2 separate regions of the Homo sapiens genome follow, and region 1 is linked to region 2. The links are chromatin loops, found by intact Hi-C in ENCODE. Cell type or tissue: CD4-positive, alpha-beta T cell. All regions are shown on one strand.

Evidence for each region. Hi-C counts contacts between places; a loop is a spot of excess contacts. Peaks named below come from ENCODE experiments on the same cell type or tissue, not always from the same donor. Only the 100,000 strongest peaks of a DNase experiment are listed, where the experiment ranks them.
Region 1: a loop joins it to region 2, with 10 times the contacts of the local background. A loop is called at or near these places in 13 of 110 quality-filtered maps.

The regions. Positions count from the first base shown.
Region 1 is chr1:89,620,542-89,625,541 of GRCh38, reverse strand. It overlaps LRRC8C-DT (LRRC8C divergent transcript), which reads left to right. Exons shown (of 3, transcript NR_033981.1): 3 at 337-693. It also overlaps a transcript of LRRC8C not described here. Among named protein-coding and RNA genes, the nearest start is that of LRRC8C-DT, 9.9 kb to the left of the region's middle. RefSeq lists a silencer at 2,318-2,612. In CD4-positive, alpha-beta T cell, no CTCF peak of the experiment used is centred here; a DNase peak (open chromatin) is centred at 2,451; H3K4me3 peaks cover 450 bases.
Region 2 is chr1:89,480,988-89,485,987 of GRCh38, reverse strand. No RefSeq gene overlaps it. Among named protein-coding and RNA genes, the nearest start is that of LRRC8B, 41 kb to the left of the region's middle. In CD4-positive, alpha-beta T cell, CTCF peaks have their summits at 2,374 and 2,577 (motif pointing left); a DNase peak (open chromatin) is centred at 2,527.

The DNA.
Region 1 (5,000 bases), 140 kb before region 2:
GAGCTTCTTAGTTTCCTGAATCCACTCATATTTTTGTCTCTTTAGGAAACAACATCAGCAACAACAAAGCCTGATTTCCCTTCTCAGTATCAGTGATGTATTAATGGCACTTTTGCTGTTAGTGAAAAGAACATAAGCTGGAATTGATGAGACCTGGATTCCAGTCATATTTCTTTCATTGACCAACTTTGTGACTTGGGAGAAATCTCTTAATATCTTTACATCCTCAGTCCTCATTTGAAAATGAGAGGATTGGGAAAGATGTCTTCTTAGGGCTTGTTTGGTGTGAGAATTTTATACATAGATATTAAAATTATACATGTTTATCCTCCTTAGATTTCAGTCAGTAATGGATATTACCACCAGCATTTAATCAAGGAAGCAGGAAGTGATCCATCACTGCTAGCTGCTATCTACAGGAATTCTGTCTACAGGCAGGGCAGACCAGTCAGCCAGTATCTTCCCGAAGTACCTTGGTCTTCCACCATCCATCCCACTGAGAGAGCCGTTCCTCTAATGAGGCATTTCTAAGCAGCTGTCCATTGAACTCTACCCCTTGAGATATCCTGAGAAATAGGAATCTATGGTTCCTATTGTTTGGAAAGTAGTATATCTTCCTTGAAGATTCACAATGCGTATTAATATGCTTAGGGCTCTGATAAGTCCTGTATTAAAAATGCTTGTTAAACTTTGCTGAACCTAGCATTTCTTTAACTTCACTTGGCCGTGGAGCTATTTCCTTTATTACACCTATCAACATTCCAAAAGAATAAAATTCCTTAGAATAGAATATTTTGTTATTTTTGAGTTAAAGACTGCAGAGCCTTCATAAGACTTTTCTTGTTGGAAAGAGAAGGGAATTGTGGGCTCTATAACTCATTTAATGAATATCTGTCAAGATAAGCCCTCTTGGTAGATGTTTTCTTCAGCTATTTTCCTTACAAACATCAGTCATAATAGAGTGCCTGACATCTTTAATAGGACAAAGAGTATCCATTCTCATTGGTAATAGTGCAGCTTTGTTCTGTTACACTGAGGAATAGTTCCCTGGCTGTTACATACTCTTGTTAGCCTCTGGGTTCCATGACATCCTTTCAGAAATAGCTGAAACTGATATAGAACACGCACATATTCTGAGCACAAAAAAGATGACATAGAATAGTCTATTATTGGTGACTATTGGAAGACAGTTCTCTATGGGTCTCTAGTGTTTTTGTACTCTTTCTTCCAAAATAAATGTTCAAGGATATTTGTACAGTGAACAGCCTTGAAAGATAGAGATAATGTCTTTCTCTGGAGCAAAAGCCAGACATGTTTACTGTCCAGTATAATAAAGATAATGTTTTTCTCCAAAGCAAACGGGAAGCATACTTACTGCTCATAAAAGGTTGATATTCCCTAGCTCAGGATTTCTCTCCTATAACACAATCCACTGTGGAGTTAGGTGCTTTCTCGCTCTCTTTGCATCTCCCTGTGGGAAGTGGGTCTCCAGGAACTGATATAAAAATGCTGATACTTTGGATACTGCTATTGAAGTGAGTAGTAAACTTTCTTTTGTCTCTGACCCAGGACTTTTCACGTCTTATACCACCATCCCAGAAAGTGTAGCAGGCTAGTATTTTAGTTTCCAAGGATAAGAAAATTTCAGACCCTCCACATTTCTTTACAACGACTAGCTTTTTCCTCTCTACTAGGTGGAAATTGATGGGATAACTTGATATACTTATCTACCCTCCCTCTCTGAATCATTCCTGGCCTAATGAATATTCTCTCCTATGAATGCTTTTCTAGGCCTGTTGTGGCATTTTTCTTTTTTTTTTGAGATGGAGTCTAGCTCTGTTGCCCAGGCTGGAGTGCAGTGGCACGATCTCGGCTCACTGTAACCTCTGCCTCCTAGGTTCAAGCAATTCTCTTGCCTCAGCCTTCCCAGTAGCTGGGACTACAGGCACATGCCACCATGCCCGGCTAATTTTTTGTATTTTTAGTAGAGACGGGATTTCACTGTGTTAGCCAGGATGGTCTTGATCTCCTGACCTTGTGATCTGCCCACTTCAGCCTCCCAAAGTGCTGGGATTACAGGCGTGAGCCACTGTGCCCAGCCTCTCTTGTGGCATTTATGATAGCCTTCCATCCTTGTTTCTGAGGAAGATTCAATAGAGAGCTATTAGAAGTGATGTACTCTGATTAAGGAATTTCAAAGAAAAGACACCATTAATTTAAAGTCCAGCATGATAACATTTCATTACAATGATGAGACAATATTTTATATTCTATTTTATTTTGAAAAATTATTTAAAAATCAATTCTCAGTGAAAAGGAATTACCATGTTACATTAAAGAATGTGTGTGTGTGTGCGCATGTGTGTGTGTGTGTGTGTGTGTGTGTGTGTCTGAGTTAGTTGCGTTGATAGCTTCCAAAATGAAAACACTAGGGTTCAGATAAGATGAACTGCTTCCAGTGACCAAAAGGAGGAGCATTTAACCACAACATGAAAACAGCTTATGGTCTCATTTAGGAGACTGAAAACATCTCTGATCTCTTAAGTGTCTCGAATATTCTTTAGCTTGTAAAATGCTCCAGATAATAGCTATTTATATCTGATCTGATACCATTTTATATTAATTGTTCATTTTATTGGCTTAACCAAAATTCAAAATTATACCTTCTATAATAATATATCTGATCATTTGCTTTGAAACAAACACTTTCTGATTGAAAAATTATCAGAGACTTTAAAGTATAACAGTATTGATTTAAGAGCAACCAGGTCTGCACATTTGTAAGATGACAAGCAAGTTGTAGGCTGACAACTTGCTGCAGTGATTTGAATGATACAGACAAGGTAGCTGATTAACATTTGCTGAGGATTTACTCTACGTCAGGCATGATGTTAAAGATTTCACATGTAGGCCAGGCGCGGTGGCTCACCCCTGTAATCCCAGCACTTTGGGAGGCCGAGGCGGGCGGATCGCAAGGTCAGGAGATCGAGACTATCCTGGCTAACACAGTGAAACCCCGTCTCTACTAAAAATACAAAAAAATTAGCCAGGAGTGTTGGCGGGCGCCTGTAGTCCCAGCTACTCGGGAGGCTGAGGCAGGAGAATGGCGTGAACCCAGGAGGCGGAGCTTGCAGTGAGCCGAGATCGCGCCACTGCACTCCAGCCTGGGCGACAGAGCGGGACTCCATCTCAAAAAAAAAAAAAAATTTTACATGTATGATTTCATTTCATCCATGTAACAACAGGATAACAGGTAATCTTACTATTCCCATTTCACAGATAGGGAGTCTGAGGCACATACAGCTAATGTCACTTGCCTAGCCTCATGCTGCTAGTAAGTGGCACAGCCAGGAGTATAACCCGGACAGCTTGACTTGAAAGCCCACACTCTTATCACGCCCTTTCTATCTTAAAACATCACAGTATTTTAAACTGCTGGAAAATGTCATTTTTTCCCCCTAGAGTGCTAAACAAAAATAAACAGTCTTGCTTATCTGGAGTTTCATACCTAATTATCTTCACATATACGATGTTTTTGATCTTCATTTCTCTACAGTGAATATATTTCAGGACCATTAAGGGTGAATTGGTATGCATCAGCCCATGTTGACTGAGAAAAAAAGATACCGTATAGCCCATTTTGAGTAGGGAGACATTCTAGTTATGCCACTTGGAAATGTTTCACATAAGGTTTTGCTGTATCCCAGACTCCTAACATAGATGCATTTGAAAAATCATTTAGTAACCTAAAACAAATACCAAGAGATGTTGAGTGTCTTTAAGTCTATATCCAAAGAGGGAGGAAAGAGCAACAATATTTTAAAAGTTACTAATTCTCTACCTGGAGATGTTTCCATTTTTCATGATTATAAAGACTATTACTGCCAGCCCCAAACTGCCCAATTTCCAGGTTCCCCAGGTGGGCACATTGTGATGCTGCCTAGGCTACAAGTCACATCACAATACTTTTCCTCAGATCAGACTGGCAGCTCAGCCTCTCCAGTTTCCCAAGGAGGGTGAGGTGAGGAGTGGTGCAAGACTTCTGAGTGCTTTAAGGGGAAAGGAATTTTTTTTTGAGATGGTGTCTCGCTCTGTCGCCCAGGCTGGAGTGCAGTGGCGATCTCGGCTCGCTGCAAGCTCCGCCTCCTGGGTTCACGCCATTCTCCTGCCTCAGCCTCCTGAGTAGCTGGGACTACAGGCGCCTGCCACCACGCCTGGCTAATTTTTTTTTTTTTTTTTTTTTTTAGTAGAGACGGGGTTTCACCATGTTAGCCAGGATGATCTCGATCTCCTGACCTCATGATCTGCCCGCCTTGGCCTCCCAAAGTGTTGGGATTACAGGCGTGAGCCACCGCGCCTGGCCAAAAGGAATTTTTAAACTCTTTTATGATTATTTCTTAGGATGATGAGGAAATCATTTAATAAGCAACCTTTATAGATTGCTGCCTAGCCTCTCAAAACTCCAAAATGATTTCTAAAAAATAGCAATAAAAAGGCTTCATGCAAAATTCTCTGCAACGTTACATCTACTCAGTGTCCTGGCTACCGAAGACAAATAGTATGATACACATTTCAGTTGCAAAAGCAAGTTTCACTTCTAGCATCCCATGCAACCATTTTCACAAGAAAATGAGGAGTCGTCATGGTCTTTGCTGAAAAACTTTTGTGAAGATTGGTGGATATTTTTCTGTCTTTCTGTTAAGACCCTGAAGAACAGAGTTGAGTGGAACTTACTTTCTGTTTCTGTTATCTAGAGTGAATTAAGAAGTTTAAGAGAAGCAAGTATGAATCTCCTGATCTTGTGAAATCTCAAGTAGCTAAAAGGAAGTATTGACATTTTTTAACTGGAAGTATTTGAATTTACCTGGATTTAAACCTGCATTGGCATTTTTTATAACATATATGATGACTGAATTTCTGTAGACCCAGTAGGAAATCGCCTATTTTTTTTTTTTTTTTTTTGAAAAATCATCTTCCCGAACTTTGCAGTTCTTTAATCA
Region 2 (5,000 bases):
TTCTCATAAACAAATGAGAATTAGGATACAGGTAATTTAGAGTTCCTTGGCATACAAAAGAAATAGGAAAAATAAGTATCCTTATTCATCATTAGAAACTGAAGCCCAGGTATCATCCCCTGATCATAAGAGAATATGATAAGTGCTCCTCCTCGTTGCTTCCACTGTACTTTATATATTGCTACTATCATAGCTCTTACCATTTGCTTTTAAATTTACTAGATTTTAAGCTTCTGGAGAAAATGAGATATATTTATTTTTATTTGTACCTCCTGTGCCTAGCACAGTGTCTAGAATATTGTGGAAACTCAATAAATGCTTATTAATCTAAATTAAAGAGATATGGATTTCTACTTAGACTCTCATGATATTTGATTGGCTTAGGAATGTAGTATTCCTCTTTCCCAGGCTCTTTATCAGTAAAATGGGAAAAACACCAATTATCTTAACTAATAAAGATGAAAACTAGTAAAAATGATTTAAAAACCACTCTTAAAACAAAAGGATTTATAAGCACTAGTCGTCAGTTCTATCATGCTCCATGTCTGGCAGTACCGTCTCCCCACATGGGCTGTTAAAATGACCTAGAATCATAAATTTTTGTCAGTCTATTAGATAGGAAGGTGAACTCTGTGTTCCTCTGTGGGATTTGTTGCCCTCATAGTCCTTGAAGAATCTTAATTTATTATATGGATAAAAAAATAAAGTTAAGCTAAGAGAACTTTCGAATTAAATTGTACCTTTTGTTTTGTTAGCCATGAACAGTCATAGAGCGACAGCAGTAGTACTAGAAAAAGCATGTAGTCTATTTTTGTAACATCTTTTTGTTAAACATCTGAAAAAACAAGAGGGGCCCAGTCTGTTGTTTGCTTAAGCTTCTGTGAAATGTGTCCATCCAATTCAGCATATGTCAATATGTTCCTCATTTATTGCTGTGTAAAAATTATCTAAAATATATAAGCTGAAAACAATAAATATTTATTGTCTCATAGTTTCTGCGGGTCAGGAATATGAGAGAGGCTTAGGTGGATAGTTGTGGTTCAAGGTTTCTCATGTGGCTTCAGTCAAGGTATCTTCCAGGGCTGTTGCCATCTGAGTCTTAACTGAGTCTGGAGGAGCTGCTTGACTGACAGCTATGGCTGTTGGCAGGAGGCTTCAGTTCCTCTTCACATCAGCCTCTCCATAAGGCTCATGACATGGCTTCCCCCAGGGACAAAGAAAGCAGATTCCAAGGGTAAAAGCTGTAGATTTGTAATAACCTAGTCTTAGAAGTGAATATTGTTACTTTCAGTGTATTCAAATTGTTAGGAATTAGTCATTAAAACCAACCTATACTCAAGGGGAGGGGAATTAGGCTATACCTCTTAAAGGGAGGAGAGTCAAATAATTTGTGGACATACTTTCCAAACCACCACAGGCAACATGCTGACTTAAGAAAATAGTCTTAGATAGTTTTAACTTCTTTGTTTTTCAGTGTGACTTTAAGATGTAAAATATAAAATTTTATGTATAAAATATCTTACGGTAACCCAACTTCCCCCAGAAGTAAACAATTAAGTAGTAGTATTATATGAAGGCACTAAAGGAAGAAGTCATTAAATTTTATGCTATAGCTCAGGTGAAAAGGAAAATATCTTGCATCTGTGGCTAAGTTATAAACCATTGACATCAATTAGCCTCTTTTTGCCATAGCAGTGAAAATGGGCAACTCTTGCTGATGGCTTTATCTTAAAGTGTCTTCAGATGTGTGGTTAAATATGCGGTCAAAGGGTTTTCATCATCTACCTTGTCATTATATATACTTCCTTTTTGTTGACTTCTAGTTAACTTTGAAAAGTCAATCCATTCCAACCTAAATAAGTATTTTATAGAGAACATTTATAAATTTATAAAATAAAAAGCTGCCATTAAATATTATTACAGACATAATATAGTTGTACTTCTTAGAGATGTATGTAATTGTTACAGAACCTTGCCAACTTTCATTTTCATTCTCCCTTTATTTTATTTTTCATATAGATGTAGAGCAGAATATTAGTCTTAGTATTAGTCTAGTAGTACTAGTATTAGTCTAATAGCATTAGACTAGTATTAACTATTAGACTAGTATTAGTCAACTAATTAGTATTAGCCTAATAAATATAGATAGCATTCAATGGCGTAAAAGGCTGGAATGGTTCTAGAACAGTTCTGTTGTCATGTTATTCTGGTAGGAACAGAATGAAGTTTACTAGGAGAATTGAGGATGGAATAAAGAGCTTATTCAATTTTCCCTAATATATGGGCTGTTTGAATTGGAAGAAATCTGTTCTATTATTAAGAACATGGAAGAAATCTATTATTAAGTACAATCAAGAAGCAGGAAAAAGAACTGCCACTGAGTACCCCTTTTATCCTTCTTGGACAAGGGCAGAACATTGCACAGGATTTGGAATGGATGCAGCTAGTGATTAAGGTGATGTTAGTGATTTCTATTGTAGTACTGACTGTGTGGCCATAGATCTCACAGCCTTGGAATCAGTGTGCTTCAAGCCTCGTATCGCCCTCTTGTGGCCAGAGTTCATCTACTTATAGAAATTCTGTTTCTCACAGATTCCTCTTCTAGAGTTACATCAAAAATAAAGGATTGTTTCTCACTGCTTTCTTCCTCCCACAAGAAACTCATTAGAAGTGGGAACCTTATTTATCATGAATTTATCTGCTTTATGTGCTTACCAGCAGTAGGAATCAAGACATCAAGACATCCTTATCATCACCGAGTGGTTGGAGATTGTTACTGTTTCTTCCTTGTACTAGAGTCTGTATAGAACTCAAGGCTTGTTTCCTTTTCATTTTGTCCCAATGTATGATTATTACAAGCAGAAATATAAGAAATGCCTGATTATGTATGTTGACAAAATTATGACCTTGGAGAGATATTACTTGGAGATATATATTTATTAATAAAATCTCAATAATTTCATAAATCATTCAATTGTCATATTGAGGTGAAGCAACTTATATTAATATATATCAGAAGCCAATAATATAATTAGAAAAGTAACACTATCTGATAGTGATTTGTGATGTTGATGAAAGAGGCACTTCCTAAACATCTAACTTAGATGTCCGTAATATGCTCATTTACTAATAGGTTTCTAAGATTATCACAGCAGGTGCTACATATCATCATCACACTTTGTCAACTCAAAATAATTTTTACCAACTCCTACTTTCCACTGTGGAAGCATAATAAACAAAATAAAGACCTGCTTTTTTATATTCCTATTTTTAAAATGGAAAAAATTAGAATTAAATATGTCAATCCAGAAAATGAATAAATTATGTGTTCAGCTCAATAAACTATCAGTGCCACCTACTGAATCACATACCAAAGCTTCAACACCAGAAATACTTGGTAACATACTCCTCTGAGAAACTAAAGACAAGAAGTCAGCTACAACTAAAGACCCTGCACAAAATCCCGGAACACATTATTCTGACTTCTTGTGCCATTTTGGCAGCTTTTAATCTTTATACGAATGGAACCACACAGTATGTATTCTTTAGCATTTGGTTTCTTTCGTACATCATTATGTTTGAGAGATTCATCTATGTTGTGATGAGCTACAGTTCTTCCATTTTAATTGCTCTATAGTGTTCCATCATGTTCGGCATATATAGCCTCTTTATCTTTAAAAAATGCTCTCTGTTTCAAAGCCTAGTTTCTAATATTAATATACCTGTACCAGTTTTTTTTGGTTAAAATTTTTATGGTATATCATTTTTCTATTATTTTAATTTCAACATTTCATTCTAATATTTTACAGTGTGTCTCTTGTAAGCAGAATATAGATAGGTTTGTAATATTATCCAGTATGATAATCTTTGTTTTTCATTTGGGACACTTAATCCATTTATATTTTGATATGGTTTGGCTGTGTCCCCACCCAAATATCATCTTGAATGCTAGCTCCCCTAATTCCCTTATGTTGTGGGAGGGACCAAGTGGGAGGTAATTGATTAATGGGAGCAGTTTCCTCTATACTGTTCTCATGGTACTGAATGAGTATCATGATATCTAATGGTTTTATAAGGGGAAATCTTTTGCTTGCCTCTCATTCTATTCTCTTGTCTGCCACCAGGTGAGATGTGACTTTTGCCTTCCACCACGACTGTGCCCGGTCTTGGGTATGTCTTTATCAGCAGCAGGACAATGGACTCCTACAGTAAATTGGTACCAGTAGAGTGGGCGCTGCTGAAAAGATACCCAAAAATGTGAAAGTGACTTTGGAACTGGGTAACACGCAGAGGTTGGAACAGTTTGGAGGGCTCAGAATAAGACAGAAAAATGTGGGAAAGTTTGGAACTTCCTAGAGACTTGTTGAATGGCTTTGTGCAAAATGCTGATAATGACATGGACAATGAAATCCAGGTTAATATGGTCTCTGATGGAGATGAAGAACTTGTTGGGAACTGGAGCAAAGGTGACTCTTGTTTTAGCAAAGAGACTGGTGGCATTTTGCCCCTGCTCTAGAGATTTTTGGAACTTTGAACTTAAGAGAGATGATTTAGGTATCTGGCAGAAGAAATTTCTAAGCAGCAAAGCACTCAAGAGGTGACTTGAGTGCTGTTAAAGGCATACAGTTTTAAAAGGGAAACAGTATAAAAGTTCAGAAAATTTGCAGCCTGACAATGTGATAGAAAGGAAAATCCCATTTTCTGAGGAGAAATTCAAGCTGGCTGCAGAAATTTGCATATGTAATGAGGAGCTGAATGTTAATCCCCAAGACAATGGGAAAAATGTCTCCAGGGCATGTTAGAGGTTTTCACGGCAGCTCCTTCCATCACAGGCCTGGAAGCCTAAAAGGTAAAAGTGGTTTCTTGGGCCAGGCCCAGGGTCCCTCTGCTGTGTGCAGTCTAGGGACTTGATGCCCTGCATCCCAGCTGCTCCAGCTGTGACTAAAAGGAGCCAAGGTACAGCTCAGTCCATGGCTTCAGAGGATGCAAGCCCCAAGCCT